2 separate regions of the Mus musculus genome follow, and region 1 is linked to region 2. Evidence: chromatin loops called from intact Hi-C (ENCODE). Cell type or tissue: heart. All regions are shown on one strand. Region 1 overlaps Rheb (Ras homolog enriched in brain). Region 2 holds the start of Fastk (Fas-activated serine/threonine kinase).

Region 1 (5,000 bases), 390 kb before region 2:
TATTCAGCTCCTCCTCTTAGGTTTATGACTTGCTTGAGGTCGGTATGTGTGTTGTCAGAGAAGGGTACAGCTTGTCTCAGCCTGTTAGAAAACTTTCCTCATTGAATTCCTTAGAGCAAAATGAGATGTGCATAGATTTCCCCTCCACTGATCTTTACTGATCTTTTTGTCTTCACACCAGTCCACAGTCCCTCTGACATCACTGTGGTGTCATCAGTAGGGACATAGGAGTCTTCTAACTTTAGGGTTTTGGGTTGGTTTTTTGTTTTTTGTTTTTTGTTTTGTTTTTTGTTTTTTTCAAGATTAATGTGCCTATTTTTAGTCCCTTGTATGTAGGACTAATTTGCCGGTTTCTGCCCTTAAGCAACCTAGATTTTGATAGTATGCTTTTCAGATCTGAAAGAATCTTTATTATTTAGATTGGTTTACTTTGTGTATGAGTGTTTTGCATGTGTACATTCAAGTCTTTAAGACAAAAAGAGGCCATTCCTCTAGAAGTGTATGTAGTTACAGGTGATTAAGAACTACTGTGTGAGTGCTTGGAAATGAACCTGGGTCCTCTGCAAGAGCAGCAAATGTTCTCAACCACTGAGCCATTTCTTTAGCCCCTCCCCCAGGAAAGAATCTTTTAATAATTAATTTTTTTAAAGCAATGAATTTTCATCTGTTCCTAATTTCATTCCAGTATGAGGCAAAAAAAAAAAGTTCAAAATGGGTGATTGGGGGTGGGTGTCGGTTTGTTTATGGTTTTTCAAGACAGGATTTGTCTTTGTAGCTCTGGCAGAGATCCACCTAAGTGTTGGGATTAAAGATGCGTACCATCACAACCTAGCTGAAAACAGGTGAATTTTTAATAGCTTTTTTTTTAGGTGGTGGCGTATTTTTGGTGTGCACTGAACCTCTCTAAGTAGCAATCACCTGTATCTTTTATTAGTAATTTATTTGAAACAAGCAGGTATATATATGTGGGTTAGAGGACAGCTTCTGGAAGTTGGTTCTCTTGTGTGCATTTTGCAGTCTTGTTATCTGTTCCCTTTGAATTCAACCCCATTGTTCTGCTTTATACTCTGAATAGCTCTATACCTGACTGATTCTGTCCTGTGGAACTTAGATCATTGGTCCCCTGTTACACAGATCATCCATATGTTGGTATATTTAATATGCAGATACCTTAAAATTTCATTTGCTGCTGGGTGTGGTAGTACGAGCCTTTAATCAAAGCTCTCAGGAGGCAGAGGCAGGCAGAACTCACAACCAGGGCTGTTACACAGAGAAACCTATCTCAGAAAAGAAAAAAGATTAGATTTACCAATGCCATCACCAACCTCAGAAAAATCTTAGGTATTGATATGTTTTTAAAAGCTTTTCTGGGAAGCCAGGCGTGGTGGCACACACCTTTGATCCCGCACTCGGGAGGCAGAGGCAGGTGGATTTCTGAGTTCGAGGCCAGTCTGCTCTACAAAGTGAGTTCCAGGACAGCCAGGGCTACACAGAGAAACCCTGTGTCGAAGAACAAAAACAAAAAAAAAACAAAAAACAAAGAAACAAAACCTTTTCCGGGGGTTAGAAAGATGGCTCAGTGCTTAAGATCACTGACCTTGGCCTTGGGTCCGAGCATCTACATGCAAGCTCACGACAGGCTGTAACTCCAGTTCCAAGGGAGTTTAATGCCCTCTTAGTACACACCTATAATACACAAAAATTCATGCAGGCAAAACACTCATATACATTAAAAACACTTTTAATCTAAAACTTAAACTTGTTAACTTGTTAACACTTTTCCAGGCTGGGTCTGACATGCAGGCCCACAATCCTAACTACTTGTGAGTCTAAGGGAGGAAGATCACAAGTTCAAGGCTGGCCCCAGTAACTCCAGAATAAAAACAGAGGCCAGCAACATAGCTTATTGGTATTACATCTGCCTCACAAGTTCTAGGCCCTGTTTTAATTCCCAGTAGCACTAGAGGGGGATGGGAGGGGCTTCCTTGATAGATGTAGTTTTGACCTTGTACTACGGGTTTTTACCTGACTGGTGACCTCCTTTGTCCACTCAAGAGGGTGGGAGAACAGTAAGGGAAATAGGGTCTTAGCTCAGGCTAGCCTAAAACTTTCAGTAAACTTCCCTGCCTCTGCCTCCAAATGTTGAAATTACATGAACAAGGTTGTGCCCAGATGAGATCTATTTCTTTAATGTCTTTTTAAAAAAGTCAGCTTTAAACTAATGATTGTCTGTCTTCTACATAAAAGCTGTGATGAAGTGGCTGGTGCAGAGGTCTCAGTTACTCTGTGCTTGTCTTGGAGACAGCCATATTTCTGTGTGTACAGCAGTGCTTATTCTGACATCCCATCGCATCATGCAAAATGGTTTCTTGTTTTTCTTTTTCCCCCCAGTTTGTTTTGGTTTGTTTACTGTGTGTGGTGGCACTCCTGCCATGGTGCCTATGTCAGGGTCAATGAACAACTTTTAGGAATCTCTTATTTCTTTCAACTTTTTCCAGACTTGCTCAGCAAGCACCTTTAGCTGTTGAGCCGCCTTGTTGGTCCCCTTGGAGAATACTAAAAGATGTGCAAGGGTCAAGACCCAGTAAACGTAATCACTCTTACTGTGTTCTTAAGGCTGTTGAACGTGGCTTTTCCCTCTGAGAGTGTGGTGATAGAATACAATGATTCACTGCTTGGTTTGTGCCCGCTGTCTTGCTTCTTGCTGAGGGATGCCCACACAGGCATTAACATTGCATTTACGTCTTTTGTACAATGTAAGCATAATGCAGTGGCTGTCTTGGTGTTGTTTCCTTCTTATGCATCCTGAGAAGGTCCAGAAGTCCAAAGACCAGCCAAAGATCTTGCTACTCACTGTTGTATAAAGTTGAATCAAAAGTGGGTGCATTGTAGGTACATTTAGCAAGGATATGTGTAAGACCTGCCCTAGGCGAGATTCCCTAGTGTTCTAAGAGGCAAGGAGGGTTTAGTGAGGCAAGAAAGATCTTGGCATGATTGAGAATGAAAGGAAACTGGGGGTGGTAAAGCATAATGAGGTGAGAGTAAGAAATGAAGTTGGGAAGGCGGGTACAAGCTGCAGGGCCTCAAAGGAACTTTGGAAAGTCGTTCATGCTGTGTAGGAAGCAGTGAGTTGCAAAAGAAACTCTGTGCAGCTCCTGCGGCCTCGCTGATGCTTGCTGGATATGTTGTCTTTGTACTTGATAATGCTGAGGTTTCCAGAGATTCAATAAAATTGCCGGCGGTAGCAGGCTAACAGTGTACTGAAACGTGGTGTATATAAATACCAGCATCACTGAAAGCTGGGGGAATTAATTATATTAAAATAGCAGCTGGATCACAAAATGAGAACCAGCTGCCTCTACCTGTTGTAACATTCGACGGCATTATTGTGCAGTGTTTTTCTTAATTGAAATAATGAGCTGTTAATAACATCTAGTACTGTCCATAAGTGGACTGTTACCTAGTTCACTAAATGGAAAATGAATTTGGTCATCGTTGTGAGGGTGGGAAGCAGTGTGAATGAAACAGGGTTTCTCTGTGTAGCCCTGGCTGTCCTGGAACTCACTCTGTAGACCAGGCTGGCCTCGAACTCAGAAATCCACCTGCCTCTGCCTCCCGAGTGCTGGGATTAAAGGCGTGCGCCACCACTGCCCAGCCACATTAACTTTTTTTTTTTAAGATTTATTTATTTATTATATGTAAGTACACTGTAGCTGTCTTCAGACACTCCAGAAGAGGGTGCCAGATCTTGTTACGGATGGTTGTGAGCCACCATGTGGTTGCTGGGATTTGAACTCAGGACCTCTGGAAGAGCAGTCAGTGCTCTTAACCGTTGAGCCATCTCTCCAGCCCTGCCACATTAACTCTTAATACTTGATAAACTGCTCTCAGGATTCTTAAACTTATTGAAGCAAACTGCTTAGTATTTTTATGTAATATGAATTGCTTCATTGATAGCGCAAAATGCAAAGAGCTTTGAATATCGTTATTACATTTCATAATTGCTAAATTTTCTCGGGCTTCTGAAGTTCCCTATAGAGTATGGGGGCTTTCTTTTTTTTTTAATATAACCATGGTTGTCCTGGAACTCACTACATAGACCAGTCTGTCTTCCAGCTGACAGAGATCTGCCTACCTTTGCCTTCTGAGCGCTGGGATCAAAGGTGTGTGCCACCCTACCCGGCTGGGAATTTTAATCTAAATTGATATTAGTTCAGATCAGGAAGCTTCTAGTCTTTGTATTTTCCTGTGGATAGTTAGAGAAGAATGATGGGCTCTTGATGAAATCAACTCCAAGGTTCCTGATGGCTTTGTTTCTTAACTGTAATATCACCCTGTAATGAGTCCAACTTACCATTTCTCTTTGTGCTTGTTTGCAGAAAGACTTGTGATGGATTTTTAAAACATACATTTTTTAAAAACAGTTTTGTTAAATTTGGTTTTTCTTTCAAAGTTAAATATTAACGACATCATTTGTAAGCAATATGAAAATGCCAGCTTTTACCATTAACTTTTCTAAGTATGTCTAAATAAATGTGCTCAGCTGATACTTTAGCAGGATTTTTATAAGTGTGTGTGTGTGAGTGTGTGTGTACACATGTACATATATGTACCTGCAGTCACCATAGGATGTTGTCAGAGGACAACCTAAGGTAATCAGGTTTCTTTTCCTTCCATCATGTGGGTTCCAGTGGTGGAACTTGGGTAAACTGGGTTGGCGCAGGCACTCTTATCTGCCAAGCCCTGTCTTGCTATCCCCTATTTGGCTGGTTTTAAAATCTAAGTCACATGTGAAACCTACTGTAAATATATTAAACTATGGTTTCTCTGTTTGGCTACAGTTTTTATAAGTGACTGAATTAAAATATACAGTGTAGGCATGATGGTGCACTCCTTGAATCCTGCACTCTGGAGACAAGAGGCAGATGAACCTTGTGAGTTGGAGGCCAGCCTGGTCTATAGAATGACTTCCAAGCCTGTCAGAAACATCCCCCTTCCCT
Region 2 (5,000 bases):
TGGGGCAGACAACCTACACCTTCTCAGCAACAGAGTCAATTTAGAAAACCAAGCTGCTTTTTGGCGTCCACAATGACACAGGCTTGGCTGGGTAGTGGCCACCTGCGCTTCCCAGAGCCTTCATCACTGCATCACCAACGCGGGTGCTCTGACATGCTGCAGGATGACGTTGGTGTCAGGAGTGACAGATGCTCCAGCAGCTGGCAGCGGAGATAGAGTTTCTTGCTGCTGACCAAATCTCTGTGGACAAGCAGAAACCCCAGGGTCCTTCCCGTGGGCCCATCGACGATCCAAGGGTACCGGCAACATCTGGTCCAGCCCGGCACGTGGGTTCACAGGGAGGAGGGCGGGAACTAAACAGGGCGAACTACAATCCCCACAATGCTCCCGGGCCGCGGCAGCAGGGAAGGAGAGGGACCTCAGGTGTCTGCGACCTCGGTGCCTTCGGCCCGGAAGTGCCCGAGGAGCCGAGATGGAGCTGGTGGAGCTGGGCGGTGAGTCGCTGTGCGTGGCCGCGCCCACCGGGTCGCCCCAGGCCACAGCTGGGACCTGCTTGCCCCGCCCCGAGATAGCTGGTGCCCTCCAGTAGCTCTGGGGGGCGGGCAGATGGGAGGAGTGATGGAGTAGTCGTGGGGAGGGCTAGGTCTAGGTTCTCCCCGAGGGATCAAGGGTCTGGAGACCTCTGGGTTTGGAGCCCAGGAGGCGCTGGGAGACTGCTGCGGGGTGGGCTTTGGGTGGACCCGAGAAGGTGCCGAGCTGAGTAGACAACTCCCAAGACTCCAGATTGGCCAAGGGTGGAGTTTGACATTTGGGGTTGTCTAGGAAGCTTTGGGAAGTGGTCTTTGTTGTGGGTGGGGTTTGGGTAAATGGTAAGGGGGAGGGCAGGGGGCTAGAGAGACACTTTTATCAGAGAAACTTAAGCGACAGGGCATCAGATGAGCTTTGCTATAAATAGGTGAAGGAGTGAACTTTGGGATGAAGTGAACCAAAGAATAGGTAAGCTTCTGGGTAAAGTTTGATGAAGGTTACATTTAAGGAGAGGGTTGCTTAGAAAAGCAAGGCCCTTTCTTGAACGTAAGGTTTCGGTGAATCGGGTGCTGAATGAAGATCTAGAACTCAGATAGCAAAGCTAGCACTTGGAATCTGGTGATGGGAAGGGACGTTACCCAAAAGCCAAGTTTGGGACTACAGGATGCTGCATCCTGGGTGCGCAAGCACACACAATAACTAGGACAGTTGAAGTTGGAATGACTTCTGACCAGGAAGTAGCCCCTCACCAGTTCTTTGCACCTCTCTAGCTCCTTAGCACCTCTGGCAGCAGCACGGGTGCCATGGCCTTGATTGAAGGCGTAGGCGATGAGGTGACTGTCCTTTTTGCGGTGCTTGCTTGCCTTCTGGTGCTGGCCCTCGCCTGGGTCTCAACACATACCACTGAGAGTACAGACCCCCAACCACAGCCGCCGGGGACCACAACACCAGCACAGCCCAGTGAAGCCATGTCAGCCTCTGACAGCATCAGAGAGGAGGCCCCAGGGGCTGAGAGTCCCAGCCTGAGACACAGAGGTCCATCTGCACAGCCAGAGCCTGACACAGGGGTCACAGCATCAACACCTCCAGACTCTCCGCAGGAACCCCTACTTCTACGGTTGAAATTTCTCAATGACTCTGAGCAGGTAGCCAGGGCCTGGCCTCAGGACACCATTGGCTCCTTAAAAAGGTAAGCTGGGAAGAGGGTAAGAACAAAATGCTAAAAATGGGGTGGGTGTCTATAGAAGGGTCACCCTATGAAGCTCTCCCTTATTTTCTGTTTGAAAAATCTGTCTCCTCACATTATACACCATTCCTGTTAATCTGTCCCCCAGAGGCCAGGATCTGGGTGGTCAGGTGTAGGGGTGGTGAAAATTGGGATTGGTCCTCTGAACAATGGGCCAGGACTGCCTGAGGCCTGCTCTCTTACCCAGGTCCCTCTCTCCTCAGGACCCAGTTTCCAGGCCAGGAACAGCAGGTTCGGCTCATCTACCAAGGTCAACTGCTAGGAGACGACACTCAGACACTAGGCAGTCTCCACCTGCCCCCCAACTGCGTTCTCCACTGCCACGTGTCCACGAGAGTCGGTCCCCCACATCCTCCCTGCCCACCGGGGTCAGAGCCCGGCCCCTCCGGGCTGGAAATCGGCAGCCTTCTGTTGCCCCTGCTGCTTCTGCTGCTGCTCCTGCTCTGGTACTGCCAGATCCAGTACCGGCCCTTCTTTCCCCTGACCGCTACCCTGGGTCTGGCCGGCTTCACCCTGCTCCTCAGTCTCCTGGCCTTTGCCATGTATCGGCCGTAGTGCCTCCACGGGCTTTTGGCAGTGTAGCCAGCCCCTCTGGACCTCATTCCCCAAGGCGCAAAGGGAGCTGCTGTCTGCCCAGGCCCACTTCACCCGCTGCCTGTCTTTTCCCACTACCCTGGAGCCCAGCTTTGCGCCGCAGAGGACTTCGGGTGTTAGCGGAGGCCGCTCCGTGTGATCTTCATAGCTCTAGGCCATCTCCTGGGGCTGCTGGACCTCAGCCTTCGCTGGCAGTGGGCTCTTCTGGATCAGGCACTTGCTGTCGCTGCCTTGGCCGCCAGGGCACCCCAATGGGCCCATCTTAGTGTGCTGACAGAGGATCTAGATACTTCTAGTTTCAAAGAGCTGCCTAGGCTGAATTGGAAACTGGTGGACTGGGAGACTGGTGAAGGGGAATCGAGAGGGGCAGAGTTGTTTTCTGGAATTTGTGCAGATTAAAGAAACTGTGACGTTTTCCTACCCAGTGTGTCTGTGTGTTGCTTGAGGGTGGGGAGCCCTTGTTCTACGAGAATGGAACCTGCCCTAGGTCCTGAGTGCTCAAGCTACCCCAGGGCTGGACAGAGGACCGCCACTCCCGGCACCTTTCAGCGCAAGCTCTGTGGCCCCGCCCCCGCGACGTGCGCATTTCCCGGAAGCGGAGGGCGGGGCTCGCGGCTCCTCTGCTCGCAGCGCCTGCTGGGAGCCACGTCTCCGCCGCCCTGGCGCTGGACTGCGATTGGCGTCTGGGGGCGATCCGGGGGCTGCTGGGAAGATGGCGGACTCGGTGGCCCGCTGATGAGGAGGCCGCGGGGGGAGCCCGGCTCCCGGGCCCCAAGACCAGCTGAGAGAGTGACCTACGCGGGGCCCGGGGAGTCATGTAGGGTGGCGCCTGAGGGGCGGACCTCGGGAGGGCGGCGGGAGCTGGTGTTAGTGGTGGTGACCACGGGCTGCTCGCCTCTTGGGGCCGGGACAGGGTGTGGGGGCCCCTCCCGCGGACAGCATCAGCTCCGCGCCTTGGCAGATAGCTCACTCGGGCTCGGCGCGCGCCCCGCGAGCTTGCGCTGTGTTCTCATTTCACTAGTGAGGAGGCTTAGGCAGAGAGGCGAAGACATTAGTTCAAGGTCACGCAGCTGGTAAGTGGGAGCGCCCAGCATGGGACCCAGCACCGGCCCGCTACTGAGCCTGCGTTCCACCCACCCCGCCGCCGCCGCCTCCTGCGGGACGGGGAGGTGGTCTTCAGGGCTCATCGCCCGGACCACCGGGGCTCCCAGGCTGGGTGCGACCACTAGCCCTGTGAATGACCTCAGGCTTAACCTCTCCGCCGCTCTGGGCCTGTTTCTCCGCCTGAGAAATGAGGTAACAGCCCTGAGACTCCTCATCAGCTTGCACGGAGCATCGAAGGCGATATGCATGTGAAATGTGAATAGAATTGCACTGAGCACACTTAAAGAATTAGGGTTTCTGTGTCAAGGAATGGGAGAAGAGGGGCAGACTGGGTAAGAATACCAGGGCAATCACACGGGATTTTTTTTTTTTTTAAACTTCAGGCCCTTTGGATGGGGAGTCAGGTAAGGACTAGATAGCATATTTTTCCCCTTGGAGGAAACCTCACCTGGTTTTCTGGGCCACCCCCTCAGGGTCTCCACCACCCAGCTCCATGCTTCGAATCCTGCTCTCTGCCCAGACTTCCCCTGCTCGGCTGTCTGGTTTGCTGCTCATCCCACCAGTACAGCCCTGTTGTTTGGGACCCAGCAAGTCCGGGGACCGGCCTTTTGGAGGAGGCCCTGTGCAAGGCCTTCAACGGCTTCTGGAACAGGCACGGAGCCCTGGGGAGCTACTGCGATGGCTGAGCCAGAACCCCACCAAGGTGCGAGCTCATCACTACCCTGTGGCACTCCGGCGTCTGGGCCAGCTCTTGGTGTCTCAGCCTAGGCCCTCTCCTGTGGAGCAGGCCACACTGCAGGACTTGAGTCAGCTCATCATCCGAAACTGCCCCTCCTTTGACGTTCACACCATCCATGTGTGTCTCCACCTTGCAGTGTTACTTGGTGAGGAGGGTATTGGAAGGTGTGGGTGTTTCGGGAAGAATAGAGGAAGAGAGAGCAGTAGAGGACCCAAGCCATTGATAAAACTCATGTTCCCATTCACCTCCCCAAGCACATTTGCTGATTGCTCTCTGTATCCATGGTGGATGTCCAAGTCAAGCAGCATCTTTCTAACTGCCGGGTACTAGGTTCTTCCTAATACAGTGCTCTAGGGAGCCACAGACGTATAGTCTGTTATACTCGGCACAAGGTGACTTTTGTATAAGGCTTTCCCCACACACTGTTGATACATCATGCTCACATGATACCAAATCACTCCACTGAAACAAGTATTTTCCCATTCAAGAAACGATGACAAGGAATTTGGGGACTCATTCACTCCACTTGGCAAGATGGCACACCCCAGCTCTCTTACCAGGATGGTCTTCATCCCTCTCTCAGGCTTTCCATCAGATGGACCACTCCTGTGTGCCCTCGAGCAGGAGCGCAGGTCCCGTCTCCCTCCAAAGCCACCCTCCCCACATCGGCCTGCCATCTATGGTGGTCAAAGGTTGGAAGTGGCCCTGAGCTGCCCCCGTTTCCTGCAGTACCCTCGTCAGCATCTGATCAGAAGCCTGGCAGGTGCCAAGGGTTAAAGGCAGAAGGGA

The links. Hi-C counts contacts between places; a loop is a spot of excess contacts. Peaks named below come from ENCODE experiments on the same cell type or tissue, not always from the same donor. Only the 100,000 strongest peaks of a DNase experiment are listed, where the experiment ranks them.
Region 1: a loop joins it to region 2, with 2.6 times the contacts of the local background. A loop is called at or near these places in 1 of 42 quality-filtered maps.

What each region holds. Positions count from the first base shown.
Region 1 is chr5:24,832,716-24,837,715 of GRCm38, reverse strand. The region is part of intron 1 of Rheb (Ras homolog enriched in brain); the gene reads left to right. Among named protein-coding and RNA genes, the nearest start is that of Rheb, 7.1 kb to the left of the region's middle. In heart, no CTCF peak of the experiment used is centred here; no DNase peak of the experiment used is centred here.
Region 2 is chr5:24,443,251-24,448,250 of GRCm38, reverse strand. Fastk (Fas-activated serine/threonine kinase) reads left to right here and starts at 3,016. Exons shown (of 10, transcript NM_023229.2): 1 at 3,016-3,185; 2 at 3,946-4,356; 3 at 4,795-4,974. The coding sequence starts at 3,104. It overlaps Tmub1 (transmembrane and ubiquitin-like domain containing 1), which reads left to right and starts at 405. Exons shown (of 3, transcript NM_022418.3): 1 at 405-494; 2 at 1,299-1,717; 3 at 1,978-2,788. The coding sequence starts at 1,332. The coding sequence ends at 2,329. In heart, a CTCF peak has its summit at 2,602; DNase peaks (open chromatin) are centred at 460, 1,390, 2,270, 3,050 and 2 weaker places; H3K4me3 peaks cover 3,625 bases; H3K27ac peaks cover 3,267 bases.